Regions from separate parts of the Homo sapiens genome. Here all the other regions are linked to region 2. Evidence: chromatin contacts called from ENCODE Hi-C or POLR2A ChIA-PET data. All regions are on one chromosome and are shown on one strand. Each heading gives the region's core, a stretch centred on a gene start or an enhancer-like site at or near the end of the contact. The rest is flanking DNA. Distances are from core to core; before and after follow the strand shown. Region 1 overlaps LINC02446 (long intergenic non-protein coding RNA 2446). Region 2 holds the start of CLEC7A (C-type lectin domain containing 7A). Region 3 overlaps KLRC4-KLRK1 (KLRC4-KLRK1 readthrough).

What was found. A loop is a pair of places that touch in the nucleus more often than their neighbours do. ChIA-PET counts read pairs that join two places held with the same protein, here RNA polymerase II (POLR2A). Pooled maps may share reads with other maps.
Region 1: a loop to region 2 is called in a pooled map, with 2.2 times the contacts of the local background. The contact joins the enhancer-like site here to the promoter of CLEC7A in region 2. A Hi-C loop is called at or near these places in 3 of 37 single-sample maps with no recorded cell type and 7 of 50 pooled maps. POLR2A ChIA-PET finds 5 or more read pairs at or near these places in 1 of 52 experiments (activated T-cell).
Region 3: a loop to region 2 is called in a pooled map, with 2.8 times the contacts of the local background. The contact joins the enhancer-like site here to the promoter of CLEC7A in region 2. A Hi-C loop is called at or near these places in 2 of 37 single-sample maps with no recorded cell type and 1 of 50 pooled maps. POLR2A ChIA-PET finds 5 or more read pairs at or near these places in 2 of 52 experiments (AG04450 and common myeloid progenitor, CD34-positive).

Annotation. Positions count from the first base shown.
Region 1 is chr12:10,554,801-10,558,590 of GRCh38, forward strand. All of the region lies in intron 1 of LINC02446 (long intergenic non-protein coding RNA 2446), which reads left to right. Among named protein-coding and RNA genes, the nearest start is that of LINC02446, 3.3 kb to the left of the region's middle. Within about 2 kb of position 2,416, at least 4 of the 41 ENCODE cell types and tissues checked have a DNase peak (open chromatin) inside an H3K27ac peak, as active enhancers do.
Region 2 is chr12:10,128,454-10,132,092 of GRCh38, forward strand. CLEC7A (C-type lectin domain containing 7A) reads right to left here and starts at 1,746. Exons shown (of 6, transcript NM_197947.3): 1 at 1,527-1,746. The coding sequence starts at 1,629. It overlaps LOC105369655 (a long non-coding RNA gene), which reads left to right. Exons shown (of 4, transcript XR_007063208.1): 2 at 2,628-2,787; 3 at 3,232-3,339.
Region 3 is chr12:10,393,235-10,397,002 of GRCh38, forward strand. It overlaps KLRC4-KLRK1 (KLRC4-KLRK1 readthrough), which reads right to left. Exons shown (of 13, transcript NM_001199805.1): 5 at 576-633. It overlaps KLRK1-AS1 (KLRK1 antisense RNA 1), which reads left to right. Exons shown (of 4, transcript NR_120430.1): 4 at 2,945-3,768. Among named protein-coding and RNA genes, the nearest start is that of KLRK1, 5.1 kb to the left of the region's middle. RefSeq lists an enhancer at 2,324-2,965. Within about 2 kb of position 2,202, at least 15 of the 41 ENCODE cell types and tissues checked have a DNase peak (open chromatin) inside an H3K27ac peak, as active enhancers do.

The sequences.
Region 1 (3,790 bases), core at 1,166-3,665, 430 kb after region 2:
AAGCAGTAGACTGTTGTTGTGTGTTGCTTGGTGCAAGGCTTGTGGTGGGAGGTATGGTGGTTTCCTTCTCTTTTCTCTGCTACAAAGAAATTTTGCTTTTAGCTTTCTTTTTGCATCACGTTACGTTCTGTAAGACCAGGAGAAAGAGAGAGGTTTATCCTACCCCTCCCCCAAGGGCAGAGAACTTTTGCTTATACTGCTTCTCTAAAAGCACTCAAACTTTGCCTGATTCCTGGGAGCAGGAGGGTTTGTTGGCCCTCCCTAAGTATCTTAAAGGTTTTGCTTCAAGTGAGAAAAGGCACTGGGAAATGCTGAGGTTTCATGCCTAGACGTCGCCATGGCTAAGGGGCTTTCTCTGGCTCTGCCCTGCCCCAGGCCTTCTAATGAGCTCCCACTTGAGGCCTGTGGAAAAGACCTGGAGACTCCCCTTGCAGCTAGGACTCTCAGTGACACATGAAAGCCCAACTGAGCTTAAGACTTTGTTCAAAATTTAGTGTTTTTATTTTACTTTTATGGCTGCCATCTTTTCCTCTTATGCTCTGCCAAAAATGAAACCGTCTATGAGTCCCATCTCTCCTTAGCGGTGCATGTCCCGCTTGGAGTTCAATTTAAGTGGTTGCCTTGTGACCTCAGCACTCTGATGTCCTCAGATAAAGTTATACTTTTATACATTATCTGAATTTTTCTTGTTGTCAGGTGAGAGCGATTATCTCTGTGGCTTTTTGTTTTCTAAGCACAAGTCCGTACAAGATGTTTTTTTTTTTAACTCAACTGGTTCAGTTTCTGTTAATACATTATTTTTGAGTTAGCATTATAATATTGCTTTGCTGGAATAAAGTCCTTTGTAAAAATATATTTCTGGATGATTTTCAATGAGGGCACTCTACTAAGTGAATTGTAGGCTATACTTTATATAATTTTATTTCATATGCTTATAAAATAAGAAGAATCCATGACACCTTTTAACTTAAAAATTGAATCAAAATAAAATCAGGCATAGAAAATTAATAGTGATGATCTTAAATTGATTTAAATACAATTGATACTATTAATCTGAAAATGACTAATTTTATATGAATATCCACATAAAGACAATAAAAATAATGATAAAATTAATAAATTTGGACATTGAGGAAAGAGACATGAAAATATCGAAGTCTTCACATTTTCATACCAGAGAAACAATCTTTACTACAAGTAAAACATATTTTTAAAAGAATAAAAGTCTAGTGACTTCAAAATCTTTATAAAAATAGTATTTCTCTTAATCTTAAAAGGGAAAACTTAGGAAATAGTGTCTTATGTTAAAGAAACATTAATTCTAAATATTAATTCATTTAGTTTAATTTTCTGCCTTATTTTCTACTAGATCCTGCTAATGTAAAATTTAATAGTTTTTTTACAATTAAAGCACAATATGTATAGTATAATCCTATTTTACTAAATGCTTTTCTGTCCTAATATTCTACTTATTCATCTGTATATATATCCAACTATAATACATTAATAGATTGTATAATCACAATGACTATTTCTTGGTTACATATAACATTTTGGATTAAAAAAAAACTTTTTCCTGTATAATTACCTGCAATTTTTCGTATAGAATCTATAATGTATTTTAAGAAGCAATTGTTTGTTTAATTAAACAAACTTTTTTAAATTTAAAAATGACTGGAAGGGTATTTAAAAGTATTTTAAGTACTCTTTAAAAGAATTTTTAAGTAATTACAAATGGTGTAATTTGTCTTCTTTGTGCTTTTATGTAACAATTTCTAAAAATATTTCATTTTGGCTTCCAGATATTTAATCTGCATGTTGTCATGCCTTTGAGAATATTGGACAAACACATTTGTAAAATTTCATGTGTCATATGTATTATCAGGTAGACACATAAAGAAGAGCACACAATAACTGGAGAACATTGTAGAGAAACTCCAGAAATGTGTTCAATAAAATATAGCACCTTAAAGCAAAAAAAAAAAAAAGATATTTTAACTCTTGGTGATTCTGAGATAAAAACAAACAAAAACACCTGTATATTTGTATCATAGATCAATTCTACATCATCTTTGATTGGAGATTACAAGTAAAATCTAAAACACATACACGCTAAACACACTCCTTACATATAAATTGTACTAGTGCACATTTAAATATATGTTTAATATGCATATATATGTTTAATATATAATGTATACCATTTGAACTTAATTAGAAAATAGTATATGTAGAGGGAAATCGATCTCTTAAAAAGTGGTGGTTAGTGTTAGCAAAAGGCATGCAGGGCTCAATAAATATTTGTGGAAAGAATGAAGGTATGAATGAACAAATGTATGTATGAATTAATATCCAAATCTAGAGAGACAGAGTTAGAGGGATAACAGCCCAGTGGTTTTCTTATTCTCAGGGTTTTTCCCTCCCTCTCTTTCATGCCCTAGCCAGGCACTCTTTTTCGATAATTTGCAAAGAAAATACTATGAAGAGTCTGAAGTAAAAGTTCACTTGTTGAACCCGATGTTTTCTTTCCCCCAGGCATTGGGAAGGGGAAGGCAGAAAAGCGGAGTGCAAAATGAAGTGGTAGTGGGTGCTAACTAACAAGAGAACCTTTGAACACGATGGGACAGAAATAAGGTCATGCATTTTCTACTATCTGTCACCTGTGGACAACTTGCCACTTCAACAGTTCTGGACACTTTTAAGCTCCCCCGAGGAGAAGATAGGAAACTTGGACACCCTGTGTGGGATTGAGAATCACAAAGGGGCAGTCTCGCACCTGGTCAAGATAAAGCTGAACTGAACTCTTCATTCACAAGTGGGATTCTCGTAAGAGGCAGGAAAGCAGGGACCGTCTGTCACTACAGACAGCAAGAAGAGGTGAACCTTAATGAGGGAAGAAAACAGATTCTATTAGGGGAAAAAAACATTTAATCAGAAAATAAGGCTCTGGAAAGAAAAGGCCAATTGGGGCTTTGTCTGAAGAAATAACAGAGTATTTTTCTGCCAGAGAAAGCAAGTCCAAGGGAGGAATTTTCAGATTGACCAAAGAGTATTGGTCTACATCATTAGTACTTTCAGTGAGAAATAACTGAAAATAAACTAGAGCAAAAGTTCCCCAGGTGTGGTTCCAGGACCAGCAACTGAAACATCACCTGGGAACTGTTAAAAATGCAAATTCTTGGGCTCTCCGCCAGAATCACTGAATCAGAAACTCTGAAATGGGACCCAATAATCAGCAGCTTAACAAGCTCTCCAGGTGATTCTTATGCCAAATAAAGTTTGAAATTCCCTGGTGCTGGCGCTGGAAGCAAATGAGTCACAGCTGTGAAGAATCCCTACCATTAATACCCTGGGTGGGATAAATAAAAATGGGAAACTAAAAAGTTAAATGATCAGAGGTTGGCTGTAGTTCAAAAGTAAGGATATACCTGAATATAAAATTCTTTCTTAACCTAAATGCAAAATGGGAATATGTTTAATCATTTATATAGCATCTCACTGGTTTTTTCCAGCTTGAGACATGATTCACAAAAATTGTATATATTTAAAATGTACATGATGTTTTGATATACATATACATTGTGAAACAATTACCACAATGAAGTTAACATAACCATGACCTCACCTAGCCACCATTTTGTGTGTGTGGGGTTAAAAACCCTTAAGACCTGCTCTTAGCAAATGTCAAGTATACAGTACCTTATTATTAACTATAGTCACCATGCTGTACGTTAGGTCTCCAGAACTTACTCATCTTCTAACTAAAAGTTTGACTAACTTCTCCCCCAGC
Region 2 (3,639 bases), core at 496-2,995:
ACATTAGTAGGATCCCTGAAATCCCACTGATTCTTAGAGGAAATAGCTTAATGTTGGGGAGATAGCACTGATTACTAAGGGTAATTTTCCCTTTTCATATGTTTGTTGCATGACCCTGGGCAAATTACTCCCTTTGTTGTTTTTTATTCCTCTTTGTGAAACTGGGGTAATAATATCTCAAAGGATTATTGCGGGAATTAAACGAGCTAACACATATAAAAGCACCTTGTTTAGAGACTGCTAGCACATGATAGGTGTGTTGTTGCAGGATACCGTTTGCCTACACATATGCATAAACATGCGCATGTCTCCCTACCTCTTGCCTCATCCACTTTTTCCACGCTTCCTCAATAGGTTGCCCAAGAAAAGAATTACATCAGTGCTGAGAGGAAAATATTTGTGCAGTGTGAATAACCAGAAAGCAGAAGAAAGCAAACTCTGGTGTCAAAACCGACAAATGATCTCTCTCTCTCAAAGATAATAGGGAACTAATTTTGTATGAACATTGCCATAACCAGAATGTATTTCTGCTTTCCACTGTGACTAAGCTGTCAGGACATTTCATAGAATTGTCACATAGGAGAATCGTAGAGTAGGCTAAATCACCCATTCTATGAATACAGAGATCCTCCAATGCCCTTCTTTCTATTTCATTTCATTTACACTTTGTTTAAGACTCATGTCCTGCTGGTGGGATGTTTTTATCTACCATATGTTCATATATTTTCCATCACTGGTATACCAATAATTGTTTTTTGTTTAAAAACAATTTAAATTAATCTCTTACCACAAAAAAAAAATGTTGTTCATATATATACTTCTTTAAGTTTCCTGGCCTCCATTCGATAATCTAGCCTTTCTATCAAACAAGCAACAAGTCACTCATACAGAAATCCTTTATCTTTGTGTATTATCCCACTTATTACCAATTCCTCACTGATGAAATGTCTATATCTATAGAAAAGAGAAATTCTATTTTCTGCCATCAGACATAATTAATTTAAACACTAATAATTGGTCACTGAATAATTTTCATGAAAAAAGGTTTAGGGTGCATTCAATTTATCTTCAGTGACATCTGAAGCCTTTAAAAGTATATCCATAAAAATATACACATCACGAGGCTCTCAAATTTTCTCCCCTTATATCTTTTTGTTTTGTTTTTATTTTTATTTTTTTTCAGAGATGGAGTCTTGCTCTGCCACCCAGGCTGGAGTGCATTGGCATGATCTTGGCTCACTGCAACCTCCACCTCCCAGGTTCAAGTGATTCTCCTGCCTCAGCCTCCCAAGTACCTGGAACTACAGGCGTGCACCACCATGCCCGGCTAATTTTTGTATTTTTAGTAGAGACAGAGTTTCACCACGTTAGCCAAGCTGGCCTCGAACTCCTGACCTCAGTCAATCCACCCGCCTCGGCCTCCCAAAGTGCTGGGATTACAGGTGTGAGCCACCATGCCTAGCCTCCCCTTATATCTTTTCAAACGGGAGAGCTAAAGGCACACATTAGAAAAAACATATATATACCTTTCTCTGAAACAACAGCTATCCTGGTATTGCTTTGAGAGTCGAAGTGTAATTGAGTATATCCATCTTCATCCAAATTTTCTAAATCAGGATGATATTCCATTGTTCTTGAGAGCCCCTGAATAGATATAGCATTTGGGAGCTCTTTTCTTTCTGCTCCTGAGATGACTGTCTGTGGACAAAAGAGAATCTCTGAGTCAAATCATGTGGGCTAGGTACTTACCGGAGTTTAACAAATTAAGCTTAAGTAGTTCAACCAGATATTCAAGAGCAGGAAATGAAACTATGCTGTGGTAATTTTCCATTTGTACCTTTAGATCCTGTTTCTGAGACTGCTGACTCAGGAAAACTAAAAGGCAGCATAGCAGATGAGTCTTTGTTTCAGACCAAATGTAAGAAAAATGCATACATTAATGTCTTATGCTGCCTTCATTACTCTCACAACTAAGTCTGACATTAATTAATTTAACCGATGCAAACTATTTCAGTTTTGGTGCTCCAAGTTTACCATAACTTTGTTCATGTATTTATTCATGTATTTTTTAAATTACATAAACAGGTACTGGATGCCCACCTTTTCAATTGGTAGGAGCTTACAATACAAGGAAAAATGATACCTATGAAGAAACTCATTGCTTAATAAAGGAAATATATAGATAGGTAAATGAGGGATGGCATGAGGAGATGCATTGTTGTAACAACAGACAGAGAAAACAAATCTCTTTGGGAATTATCAGATATTAACACAAAATAACATTTATTGAACAATTACTATGAGCTAAGTACCACATGTTGTACATATTTTCTTGTTCAATCTCACTTTTCCAAGTCTATATAGTAGGCATTATTATTTCTATTTTCAAATGAAAAAATGAGACAGAAAATTTAGCCTCTTTCTCAGGTTTAAGAAGCTAATTTTAAAAATTTAGAGCAAGGAATCAAATCAAAGCTGACTCTTGCTGCAAAACTCGTGGTCTTTTCTGTTACGCTACACTGCCTCTTTCATCATTCCATACACTTATATTGCAAGGAACAGCTTATGGAAGGTGTTGGGACTGAAATATTATGTTAGATGTTTGATTTTTTTTCCCTCTCTTCCAGTTTCCATAGTAATGATCAAATCAAAGAAATATAGAAAACACCTAACATTGCTGGAAACTGAAGAGGTGTTCAACTCATTTATCCGACCTTGAAGCCAGTAGAGTGCAGGAGACATCTGAGTGTTGTCAAGGATCAACAAATCTGGATACTAGTTAATGTGGTGAGGACAGGTTTTATTCAGTAATACTATTGCAACAGGAACCAGTGCAGCATTAACTGAACTCAACTTCCCCAAAAGTAAAGCTGATGACATTTTAAAGTGGAGTTTGCTAAGGAAAAGATACTGAGTGGTGTTAAGGAAAGTTAATGTGACTAGACTCTCTGGATTTGTTAATTGGCCCTTATCCAGAGGACAGAGAAACTTTGCCTATCTATATGACAGAAGGACATGGTGATAGTTGAAGTGAAGCACCCAGCTAAGTTGGTCCTTATGCTGCATCTGAAAGAAAGAGCAAGATTTATCTCCCTGAATGTTTGCATTTCAAAGAAACAGCTCCCAAGTCCTTGAAGAAACAGTTCTGTGTGGTAGATTTGCTTCTCAAAGGGCAGAGAAAGAATTTAACTGTAAGATTTATTTTTCTTTTCTTTCTTTTTTTTTTTTTAGACGAAATTTCGCTCTTGTTGCCCAGGCTGGTGTGCAAATGGCACGATCTCGGCTCACCACAACCTCCGCCTCCCGGGTTCAAGCGATTCTCCTGCCTCAGCCTCCTGAGTAAGCTGGGATTACAGGCATGTGCCACCACGCCAGGCTAATTTTGTATTTTTAGTAGAGACAGCATTTCTCCATGTTGGTCAGGCTGGTCTTGAACCCCTGACCTCTGGTGATCCGCCTGCCTCGGCCTCCCAAAGTGCTGGGATTACAGGCGTGAGCCACTGCACCTGGCCTAACTGTAAGATTTCTAAAGTAACTGCTCTAAAAGGAATTCAGGAGCCTATCTGTTACCAAGTTTTTTGTTGTTGTTGTTGTTTTGAGACAGAGTCTCGCTCTGTTGCCCACGCTGGAGTGCAGTGG
Region 3 (3,768 bases), core at 952-3,451, 270 kb after region 2:
TATCTTTAGCAAATATTTGTGTTATATTAACTTAATCCATGCTAGGACACACCATTGTTTTGATTGTTTAATTGCAATCTATATGGTATAACGGAACAGAAAAGTGTTTTTCCCACTCTGGTATTATCTTTATAATTGTGCATAAATAGCCATACATAAATAGTAACTTTAAACAATTGCTCTCAAGTAAGTCACATGCATGATTTGCAGGTCAGATGACATCATATTTTTTATTAGCATCCTGGTTACTTTTCTCTGATTGCTTATTTGATTGCCATTAAACCTTCCATTTCCTGCTATAGTGATAATCTCCACATTCATAGATGGAACGATGCCTTTAACGACTTCTGCATCTTGGATTCAAATGGATTTTGTGTTTACTTCAGTGCTTCAAATATCAAAGAAGTCTAGAATTTTGAAGATGACTTAAATTTGTGACATTACTTACCACAAGTGCCTAAAGACACAGATATAGGGATAAGACAGCATTTTTCTTCCTAAGGAAAATGGCTCATTAATTGTAGAAATGAGTGAAGCAAGGTGTCTCAAGTCACATTTTTTTCCCTCTTACGTACCTATTAGCAGGTGCTCAAATTTTAGTTGACTTATTTCTCCTTCCTTTATCCCCAGTAGCTTCATTTGTGTGCAAAGGAATAAAAAATGCAAGTGGTTAAAAGTCTACAACGCTTGCATTATATTTTGGCGAATATAAAAATCACTACTAAAATCTTACAATGTTCCTCTTGAGGTCTTAGCCAAGAGGTCCTGGCGTTTTTCTGCACTGTAATAATGTTGTCTTCATAATTTGACATAGAAGTAATAGTACCAAAGCTTAACAAAAATAAGTAAATAGGAAATTACTGATATTTTCATAATATCATTCTATATTTATTTATTGAGCTTTTATCTATTATGGAGCAAGCATATTGTTTGGCCATGAATAAACAAAGTTCAATAAAGTATAAAGCACAGTTCCTATCATCTAGTTGTCCACACTCTATTTAAGGCATACACAGAAGCAGATGGTTTTAAATTAGTATGTAATTCACAACGGTAGACACAAACTCTGGGTGTTTTAAATGATAGTATTATAAAGGACAATTTTCTAATAGGTCTCCAGTATTAAATGTGAGAAAATGGTGTTAGAGAAGGTGTCCTAGATTGGGTGATTTCTGGAGATTAAAAAAAAAACGTTAGAAATCAAGGTAATGTTGTTAAAACATACAAAATACCAAAGACAGAAATCTCTAAAACATAGAAGAGAGACATTAAAATGAATAAAAAATGCTATATGCAGTCCAGTATTGTTGGTTTATTAAGTGGCGTTATGAAGAGCTGGAGATGAAAACAGCCTGGGGCAACCTGGAACCACAAGAAAGGGTGTGAGTGATGTAGGGAAAAGAAAGAGAGATCAGACTGTTACTGTGTCTGTGTAGAAAGGGAGGAAGGCCACTGTCTCCTGCCTGCCCCTGGGAACTGAATGTGTCGGTATAAAACCCGATTGTACATTTGTTCAATTCTGAGATGGGGGAAAAACCACCCTATGGTGGGAGGCGAGACACGTTTGCAGCAATGCTGCCTTGTTATTCTTTACTCCACTGAGATGTTTGGGTGGAGAGAAACATAAATCTGGCTTACGTGCACGTCCAGTCATAGTACCTTCCCTTGAACTTAATTATGACGTAGATTCTATTGCTCACATGTTTTTTTCCTTATTATCACCCTGCCCTCCTACTACATTCCTTTTTGCTGAAAGAATGAAGATAATAATCAATAAAAACTGAGGGAACTCAGAGACCAGTGCCCACTGCAGCTCCTTGGTATGCTGAGCGCCAGTCCCCTGGGCCCACTGTTGTTTCTCTATACTTTGTCTCTGTCTTATTTCTTTTCTCAGTCTCTCGTCCCACCCGACTAGAAATACAGGTGTGGAGGGGCAGGCCACCCCTTCAAGTGAGAAGAAAGATTTATAATCTAAGCTATGTTGTTTGATAGTACCATGTAGTCAGTAAAAAGCCTTTGAGGGGTTTTAAGGAAGAGGTTAACAAGGCAGGGTTTCCATGCTTTGAGCAGACAATGTGACCTACTCAGAAGATAATGAATTTGATATTAATGGGGCTAGAACAGGCACAAATGGTTAAGGGCCACATGCCATAGAAGCAAATGATGTTTTTACGTGGAACTGTGATATTAACAAAGAAAACTATTTCTCAGTGGAAATACCAATCTCTACCAGAAAGGAGAACTAATTACTGACAATGCTACACTAGAACAGATTTAGAATGTAATGTTGGTTTCCTTCTCTGAGGAAGTGGGGTGTATCTAAATGGCTGTTATTGTTATATAGCAACATTGTGGTTGCTGCATAGTAACCTTGTGTGTTTATTACCAATTTATTGCCTCTTAGTTTCAAATCTATCCTTCACCATCCTGCTCTACCATAATGAAAGCAGAGCCCATAAAATTTCTCCCTTGCCAGCTTATATGATAAATTTTGTCCCTAAAAGGCAGTGTGTAGTCTGGAGGAAAAAGGGTTTTTCTTCCTGGTTTTATGATACTTTCTCTCCTTTTGCTCCTATGACTGTGGCTACCAGCTGCATGTTTGCATAACATCCTGCGGTATTTACCCTCCAGCAAGTTTTTGTTAGCTGTCCGGATCCCTGTTACATGCCTTCCGGTATCTAGCTCCAGCACTCTGGAATGAAAACTCTTCCTCCTGGCCAGTCACAGCGTGAGATCCATCCTCGCCAATTTCAACTTGCTAGTTTTAGAACTGCCCTGTCCTAGGGCCACCCACAATTGTTGAATTGTCATTTTAAACACCTTCAAAGACTAGAAGAAATTAATTCATCGTGGAAATATTCATTTTATTCAGCACTTAGAAATAACAGTTCTTGATAATATTATGATTTATAATTTATACATGGTGTATTTTAATGAATTGCAGGTGTTTAAGAAATAAGTAACATAGCAGGGCGCGGTGGCTCATGCCTGTAATCCCTCACGCCTACAATCCCTCACGCCTGTAATCTCAGCAGTTTGGGAGGCCGAGGTGGACAGATTGCTTGCGGTAAGGAGTTTGAGACCAGCGTAGCCAACATGGCGAAACCCCATCTCTACGAAAAATTAGCCAGGCATGGTGGTGAGTGCCTGTAGTCCCAGCTACTTCGGAGGTGGAGGCCGAAGAATTGCTTGAGCCTGGAAGGCTGAGATCTCAGTGAGCCGAGACTGCCACTGCACGGGTGACAGAGCGAGCCTCTGTCTCAAAGAAAGAAAGAGTATGTACCTGGATATGTATTTTTAAAATAATGTAAAGATTTAAAAATAGTTCGAAGAACCTAATTGTATGGCTTTTGAAGCAACTAGAAGTATGTTCTTTACAGATGGTGGGAGTAATGTTATATTAAGTTTGTGTAAGCTATAACACTTAAGTGTTTATAAGCATGTTTATAAGCTGGTGTTTACAAGCATGTTTTTATTTCCGAACAAAATTCAAAAGAAGTTTGTCTTTGTAAAAATTCAGATGTGCACAGTTCTTGTTCCTCTCTGAAGATATTGGAAATGTATTGCTAATACTGGTAATATATAACAATTTTTTTATGAATAGATGACTTATTTAATAGTTACGTATCTAAATCTGAATATTTTCTATATAATTTGTCTATGGAAACAAATATTTATACAATTGTTCACATATTGCTCTTTTCTTTGTAATGTTATTCCTTCTAGGTATAAAATATAGACGTTCTCAAGAAGATTAGTGTTTGCAAT